Regions from separate parts of the Mus musculus genome. Here region 2 is linked to region 1. Evidence: chromatin contacts called from ENCODE Hi-C or POLR2A ChIA-PET data. All regions are on one chromosome and are shown on one strand. The core of a region is the stretch at or near the end of the contact, and the rest is flanking DNA. Distances in the headings are between cores, read along the strand shown. Region 1 holds the start of Eno4 (enolase 4). Region 2 holds the start of Shtn1 (shootin 1).

Region 1 (4,143 bases), core at 1,267-3,766:
CGTGTCCTCAATCCATTCCTTCTGCGGTGCCTCGCTCCTATTTCAAGAGGACTCTGTCCCCATTTCCCTCTGAGGGCGTCTCCATTCTTCAGGTTGTTAGGCTATGAAGACATCTTTGGTATCTCCAGTCCTCCCTTTTTGATCTGGGATTCTCAAACTTGAGGCCAGGAGGTGCAAAACCCGGTGCACAGGTCACATAGTGTGTTACTCTTTACAACTCTAAGAGACCTCTACACTGCCCCCCAAGTCTTCTTGGCTCCTCACCCTCCATCCCCATCACCTAGGAGTAGGCATCCTTCTCATCTGTCTCTTCCCAGCTGACCTTTACCCTTTGACCTTCCTAAATCATTCTCCACCTGGAATTACTGCTTCCTGAACAACCAAACACGTTATCAGTCCTACCACCGTAGCCAGCCAACCACTTCTGCCTTGCCAGTCCTGTATTTTTAGGAATGCCCTGCTCTTGCAGGATGGTATTCTAAGGCTTTGACAATTTCTCTGCGGGCTAAATTTTCTCTGCGGGCTAAATGTCCATCCCTGTTTCTCATTTCTGAAAAGAAGGACTTACTGCTCACTTAACACCAAAGCAGTTACATGTTTGTGATTTAGCGTATGCAAAATCGATTCACTCATCCAGTAACTGTTTACTGAACATCTAATCTATAAAGGAATATACTGATGCCATAAGTGCAGTACTGAACAAGACACACAAACCCTGTCCTCATGGGACATAGAGGACAGTGGGTTAGAGAGCGAAGAACCCATTGCATAGTGGTCTCAGCCCAAATACTTCCAGTCTTCCATTAAAATATTAAATGAGGGCTGGGGTTATAGCTCAGCTGGTGAAGTGCTTGCCTGGCATGCATGAAGACCAGGGTTCTACCCCTAGCACTGCGTTAACTAGGCACGGTTGCTCACGCCTGTTAACTCAGAACTCCAGAGATAGAAGCAGAAGGGTCAGAAGTTCAAAGTCAGCCTCCACTACACAGCCAGTCTGAGGCCATCCTAAGATACATAAAACCAAGTCACAAACTAGAAAAAAAAAAAAAAAAGGAAAAGAAAATTAAATGAGGTCTGGAGATATAGTTCAGTGGCTGCATCCAGGTGGTAGGCCCAGAGATTCATGCTGAGCACAGAAGAATGAAAAAGAAGAAAGTCAAATGGGTCAGCCCTAAAAGATGAGGGCTCACGTCTGTGGTCCAGGTTTCAAGTGGGCAAGGAGATCAGTAGAAAGAGCAGTCTGCTGGGGGGGTGAGAATGTGAAGCACAGCTTTTCTTAAGACACAAAACTCAACCTTCACAGGATGGGCGAAGGAGGTACCTTCCACAGGAGGCGGGTTGGTATGAGGACGGCCACACCCAGGAATAAAAGCAATGGCAACATTGTGGGCTCGTTTTTAAACAAAGGTGCACTAAAATCCCAGCTGTGAGCGCTCAGCTCTGCGATGGACAAGGAGATGACTAAGTCTCTGCTTCCACCATCCAAGGACTTGCAGCCAGCCAGAGGGGAGGGCAAGTGTGTGATGACCCATCACACCACAGAAAGGAAATCGTCCTCAAAGAGAGTCCAGAGCAGGGAGGAATGGGTCTCGGTTATATAAGCGTACTTACAGAATCAGGTATTTTATCCACCTACATCCAACAGTACATTTATGGAAAACAACTGTTCCCAAATGCCTCTTCGCACTCGGGGTTATTTTAAGTGATTGTCCAGCGGACAGAGCAGGTAAGATTACGTTTTCCAGATGAGCAATGAAGGCACAAGTCTTTTAAGCAACCTGCTTTCTGTTGGGAACATAAAACAGGCAACAATAAAAAAAAAAAAACACGAAAACACCCTGTCTGTCTCGGCCCACTCCTATCCATTACTTGGATCGTCCTGCACCATCCAAGTAACGAGCACAGAAATAAGTTCTATCATTGCGTCTGGTACCTAACTGTCACAGTAAACAGGCAGCCCGCTGCTACAGACCATGACCCAAGGACTTTCTCATGGGCTGCGTTTTGCATGGCCTCCACCTCGCCCTGGGTCTCTCCAAAGCATCATCAGTCTTACTTCCTACACTGGGTTTCACTCTCAGTAATCTCCCCCAAAGGGAGCTTTCTGAGAGAGAGCATCACGAGGCGTGCAGCAAGCACAGTGCGTGGGTTGGAAGGGATGCATGCCCAGGACCTCCACGGCTCAGGAAGGGCACCCTGGGCTCTTGCATCCCTCTCCCTCGTTAACTGCAAGAGTTGAAGTGGCGGGTACCGCTCCCCAGCTTCTGCAAAACGAACTCAAACAATCGTTAAATGCCTCCCCGTCTGCAAAACTGTCCGAGGAACAGTGACAAACGGGGACGAGAGAGCACTAAGAGCGAAGCATTGAAGAAAGGCGAAGTGCGGACGGGACAACGATGGGTCCCGAACGGAAAGCTTGAGTCTCGGTCCACCAAGGGAAGGAAGCCTCGCGAGATCTAGGGGTCGTGATCTCGTTGCGTTGCCTAGCGACAAAAGGACGCTGGCGGGCCCCCTGGCAAAACCCCGCTGTAGCCCTAAGTCTCCTACCATGGGAGATGAAGACGGCGGCCGCAGAGGCGGGATCACTAGGGACCTGCAGAAGCTGAAGCAGCAGGCGATGGCGTACTACCAGGAGAACGACGTCCCGCGCAAGCTGGAAGATCTGCTCAACTCCACCTTCTACCTCCAGCCTGCGGATGTCTACGGGCACCTGGTAGGGACGCGCGGGGAGCTCCCTCCTCCCTCTGGCCCACGCTGCGGCAGCGCGATGCGTCTGCGCCTGCGCAACGGAGTCGCGCCTGCGCGCTGCTGGGCAGAAGGGTTAGGGGATGCCCAGCTGAGAGCAGGGCGAGCGTGCTGCGCGGGGAGGATGCGGAGAGTTGACAAGAGGACCCTGAATGGGTCTGTAGCTCAGGTCTGCTCCGAGACTGGCGAGCTTCTTTTCTATCCAAGGAGCTCACCTGCCGTTGGTTTTCTAAACCACAGACCTGACGCTGAACTTACCTTACCTGCGGGCGGGGACGCAAGCTGGACCACGAAACGAATGCCAGGGACTTGGCTGCAGCCCACCCCGGGTCCCATTCCTTTGGCTTCCACTCCCCCCTGATGTCTCAGATTCCAAGTCTAAGCTCCCAGGTGTGAAAACCTCACGCACCCTGCATTGGCTAGGTACCCAACGTCTCGGGCCAGTGACTGCCAAAATGCAGATTTCACTCGGAGGCCCTTCTCCGTTGTTGACTGAGTGTCCTTGAGCTCTCCTAGGGCCATCCTACAGTAATCCTTTGAGTTACCTAATGGTTGGCTGCTGAGGAGGGGGATTCCTGTGCATCAGATGTGACTTGGAAAGGAGTTGGGGTACCTACCACTCGTTGTCTTCGTCTCTAAAAGCTCTGCAAGATTTAAAACAAACAAACAACCCTCCCTTTTTTAAATAAAGAACTTGGGCCTCAGGGCTTTAACTAGTACCCCCACCCTCACCCCTACCCCTGCACTGTGGGACAAAGGGACAATTATAGACTTTTTGTGGAATAGGTGAGTGAAGGCCTTATAAAGATTTCAATCCCTCTCTCTCTTGCTGAAGGAACTGTTAACTCGTTGTCTAAAAGGACACCTCACCCTGTCTCTTCCTAGTCTGTTAGGCAGCCTGGCACTGGTTTGTACAGCTCTTTGGGAACTCCCATACCTTAGTTAGGGGCGGCCCCATTTGCTTTCTATCCTTTGCTACAACATTCTGACCAAAAGCAACTTAGGAACTTGTTTATTTGGTTTACATTTCCATGCCACAGCCCATCACTGAGGGAAGTCTGGGCAGGAAATGCAGCAGAGGCTATAGGAAGAAAAAAAATGCTGCCTACTGGTTTGCTTCTCATGGCTTGCTCAGCCTGCTTTCTTGGACAACCCTGGTCAACCTGCCCAAGGGTGTCAGCGCCCATAGTAGGCACAGCGCTCAGAAGTCAATCTTGGATCCCTTCCAAGTGATTTCTGCTCTGCCACTTAAAGGAAATTGCAATTACTAAGCTTCCCAAGAGGCCTGTTGGAGTTAGGTGTCACTGTGCATCAGCTGATGGTTGGTGAGGGGAACACGGTTTTCACTGTTGACAAGCCAGATGTCTGCCTGGGGGTGGGCAGGGATAAAAATTATCC
Region 2 (4,065 bases), core at 835-3,334, 130 kb after region 1:
AAGCGCTAGACACTTAGGAACCCTCCCTTCTTCAAACATCAGTCCAGCAAAAGGCCTGAGGAGATATGTGTGGATGTGGTCACTGTTAGTGCACTCTGAGAATTACAATAAAATAATAAAAGGAAGTAACATATTTTACTTTGTTTTACAATCATTTGCAAGATGACCATCCATCAAAAGATCTGGTATTAATACCAAAAGTTTTCATAAGTCCAGAGTAATGAATCAAAAGTCTTCGGGTGTGAGACACGGGAAATTGTTATTAAAAGTAAATACTAGTGAAATCCAATCTTCTATGAAAATACTTGAAGGATTACAAATAAGGCATTCTGTCCATCCATTGAGTCACAGGTGCGATGTGGGCTGACTTCAGGCTAATTGCAGATGAGAGGGGGAAATGAAAGCAATTAACACCCATTCTGGATTTCTAGATGCCACATAGGGAAAAGTGCTTCATCCATTTCAGCGAGGTTAGGTAACTCCCCTGAGGTCACACAGTACAGTGCTGTGGAGCCCTTTCTGCGGAAGTGTGGCTGATGGATTTGAAGAGCAGCAAGCGGCTCAAGTCCTTGCTAGGACCTCTTAAGCCACCTGGCTCAGTCACAAGACTCAGTGATGGGAAGACACCAACTTCCTGGAGAGCTGAGTCAAGAAGAGGAATAGGACCATTGAGCAGGGCCCTTCCAATGTTAGCAAGTCCTGCAGCAAAGAGCATGCATGACCTTTTACCTCCTAAACCTGTGCAGTTCCTCTTTCTTGACCCATATTCTCAAACCACACTTTGAACAGGATAATTAGTCGTGGTATTTTTAAAGTGTGTCAGATTAACTGTCTCTAGGATCTTGCTTTGTTCACAAATGTTCTGATGGCAATCATTAGCTACCAAGCGGTAGAGAAAAGCATGCAAAACGGCCTGGATTTCCAGCCCCAGCCCCGCTTCCTCATTAAGCCCCACACAGGCAGGGTGTCGACTCACTGACTAATAAATTGCTAAAAATGGGAAGTGATAAGAACACATCGGTTCCCTGAAAAATCCCAGCTGGGTAAAGAAAAAGGAACTAGACCGAACCCAAAAGAAGGGAACGCTGCAGGCCCAGGAACGCCAAAGTGTGCAAGGGTGCGGCCTCAGCTAGGAGCCAGGCCAACTGAGCCACTACCCGGCGCCCAGCGATCCTACCCTACCCGGCTCGCTACTCCCGCGTGGACTGAGGTGCGTGCCCTGACCCTGTCCACGCCCGACGCGTGTCCCTTTGCCCGGGTCGCGCGCCCTAGTCCTGCAGGGCGCGCGATCCCACTGCGGGAAGACGCTGCAGCTCCTCCGCCCAGGGCGCTGCACCCCATGGCGCTTGGGGATGCGGGGTGACCGCGGCGGCCTCACGGTCCCTTGGCCACGGCTGGCACCTGCGGCTGCGCCCAGAGCTGTCCCGCCCGAGGCCGCTGCTGGGCACCTGCGGCAGCCGGCCCACCTACCTTGCTCCTTCAAGCTGGTGATGAGCTGCAGCTGCTTCTCCTCGTCCGAGCTGTTCATTTTGGCGGGTGGGGCTGGGGATAAAAGGCAAGGAGGGAGAGGCGAGGGGGACACGGGGGAGGGGGAGCAGAAAGCAAGATGCCGGTGGCGCGGCGTGCGGCTGCACTACCCGGAAGTTGGGATCGCTCCCGCTCCTCCTCCTCCTGGCGCGCCGCACGCGGTGAGATCATCCCACGCACCTACTCGCGGGCCCTGGCTGCCCCACCTGCGGCGGGCGGGTCTGGGCGCCTGGCCCGGTAGGGGCGTGGGCCGCTGGAGGCGGGTGAAGTGTCACGGCCCTGGGGCGCCTGCGATCCTCCCAGGTGGCTGTATGCGGTTCTGCTAAGGCCGCCGCTGCGCCAGGCTTTCCACCCGAGGCGCGCACCATGGAGACTCGACCCGGGTTCCCCAGGTCCGCCACCCTAGAGCTGGACAGCGGATCTGAGCAGGACCGGACGGACCCCAGAGGACCAGGCTCCTATCCTAGTTCTCAGTCACTGCTCATTGGAGCCAGGGCTGGAAAACCCTCTGTTCTACACCATGCACCTGTCCACCAAGCAAGTGCATGTTTGCAGTCTGTCTGGCTAATTGAGTCACCGCAGTCTTGAGGAGTAGGGGGTAGTGGGTAGCAGTCTGAGGGAGGGAGGGAGGGAGGGAGGGAGGGAGGGAGAGAGAGAGAGAGAGAGAGAGAGAGAGAGAGAGAGAGAGAGAGAGAGAGAGAGAGAGAGAGAGAGAAGAGGTGATGGGGGCGTGGCAGTCTGATCGCAGTTCCAGCGTGTGTGAAGAGGCCAGAGTCAGAACCTGGGCCCTGCCTCCAAGTGCCTCACCAGGCCAGAACTGCAGGGAAGGTCATCTGGTTCCGGTGGGAGGATCTTGCATCTTGGGGAGGCTGGCACTGCACTCTGAATACCCAAGGTCACTTTGTTGCATGACAGGGAGCCTCCTGTGTAAGGACTGAAGACAGTCCTTGCCTCTCTTAAGGACCCTCGGTGGCATTTACACCCAACTCTGGGGTAGACCTGGGCAAACATATCTAGGCAGGCTTGCATTCTCCAACTCTAGTTCTCCTAACATTTGCTTGACTCTCCCAAGCTCTGGAATTGGTCTAAAGAATGGAAATAATAAAGCATACTCTTTTAGAATTTAAAAAATTGAACAGGGAGAGGAATTTGACCACAACATCAAATCTAAAAAATAGAAGTGCTTGTCTAGCATGCGCTAAGGCCCCACAATCCATCCGGTCCACCTCCAATAAGGTGGACCGAATGGATAGGTATGCCGCCTGCTCTGCGCAGAGGATTTTTTGTTTTTTATGATTACAGGTGTTATGGTTGCTAATAACAAGTTGAGAAAAGCACAGTTCTTTATTCCAATCATTAAGCGCTCCAGATAAATCCGGGTTAAGTGAGCCTTCTGCACAGCCCTCGTTTTCTTCATCCTCTCTAAACTCATATAGAACACCAGCTCTTCATTCCTTGCGTCTCAATTTAGGCAAACGCCCCAACTCGGCTGGTAGTGGCCCTGCCAGGAGACGTGTATTGATATTCCCATAGATCCTATTACCAGTATCTTTCTGGTACTCATTATTCATACCATCTCGTGGTGACCGTTGAAAAATCAGAATCGGCTATTCCCTTTTAAGAAATGGCAGTGGTTTAGAATGCATAGTTTAACTGTTCGGGTGGCCTGAGGTGGCAGTGTGGATTTCTAAGTAAAAAGAATGAAAGATGGAACTTTATGAAATTATTTCAGTGTGGGGATTTTGCTATTTGGTCCTTCCTGGAATGTTTCATAAGAATGTTTCATAAGTTCAAAATATTTTCCAGTCAGCTACAGTGATGATCATAAAGATTGGTATAGGCTCAGGACACACAAGACCAAGTTCTCTGCCCAAAGATTTGCCCCAAAAGGACAAAGGTCAAGGAGTAAGAAACAAAGACAGGAGATAGAGGATGAGGGAGAAGGAAAAGGGAACAAGGGAGGAGGGGACATGGTATTTGTCCTAGAAAGACAAAGGACAGCCTCTAGATGGGAGCCAGACATGGCCCATAGGAAAATGGTGGTTTATATAAGGTAAGGGGAGAAACCCTATGTTAGGATGAGGTGTTTAATTTTAATTGGGCATGTTAATTAGGTGAGTCAAAGGGGCTTTTGTTTCCCGGACTTCAACACTTAGATTGCTGAACCTTGGTAGTCAGCCTCAGGAGGAGGGAGTGGCCAAATAAGGGAATAGATTTTGATGGTTAGTTTTAGCAATGTAATCTAATGGTTTTTAGCCAAGACAGGGGGAATAGAAGAGAAGGGCAAGGCTTGCCAGAGCCATGCTTGACATGTTAACATGCCTGGGGTAGTTAGAGCTCCTTCAATGATCCCAAAAGATAACCACATGGTCTTTCTCCTGGGGTTACCTTTTTAGTCCTAGGACTTGAAAGGTAGGAGATATGCGAGTTTTTAGCCAATTGCATGACCATATGAGGATGGGCTGCCACCAGGTGTTTTGTGAAATGAATGATAATTTATTTCTAGAAACACACACACACACACACACACACAGAGAG

What was found. Hi-C counts contacts between places; a loop is a spot of excess contacts on that map. ChIA-PET counts read pairs that join two places held with the same protein, here RNA polymerase II (POLR2A).
Region 2: a map of left cerebral cortex shows a loop between it and region 1 (2.4-fold over the local background). The contact joins the promoter of Shtn1 here to the promoter of Eno4 in region 1. A Hi-C loop is called at or near these places in 1 of 37 maps with a recorded cell type or tissue (left cerebral cortex). POLR2A ChIA-PET finds 5 or more read pairs at or near these places in 1 of 5 experiments (Patski).

What each region holds. Positions count from the first base shown.
Region 1 is chr19:58,940,909-58,945,051 of GRCm38, forward strand. It overlaps Eno4 (enolase 4), which reads left to right and starts at 2,517. Exons shown (of 14, transcript NM_178689.4): 1 at 2,517-2,713. The coding sequence starts at 2,549. It also overlaps a transcript of Hspa12a not described here.
Region 2 is chr19:59,073,985-59,078,049 of GRCm38, forward strand. It overlaps Shtn1 (shootin 1), which reads right to left and starts at 2,085. Exons shown (of 17, transcript NM_001114312.1): 1 at 1,471-2,085. The coding sequence starts at 1,528.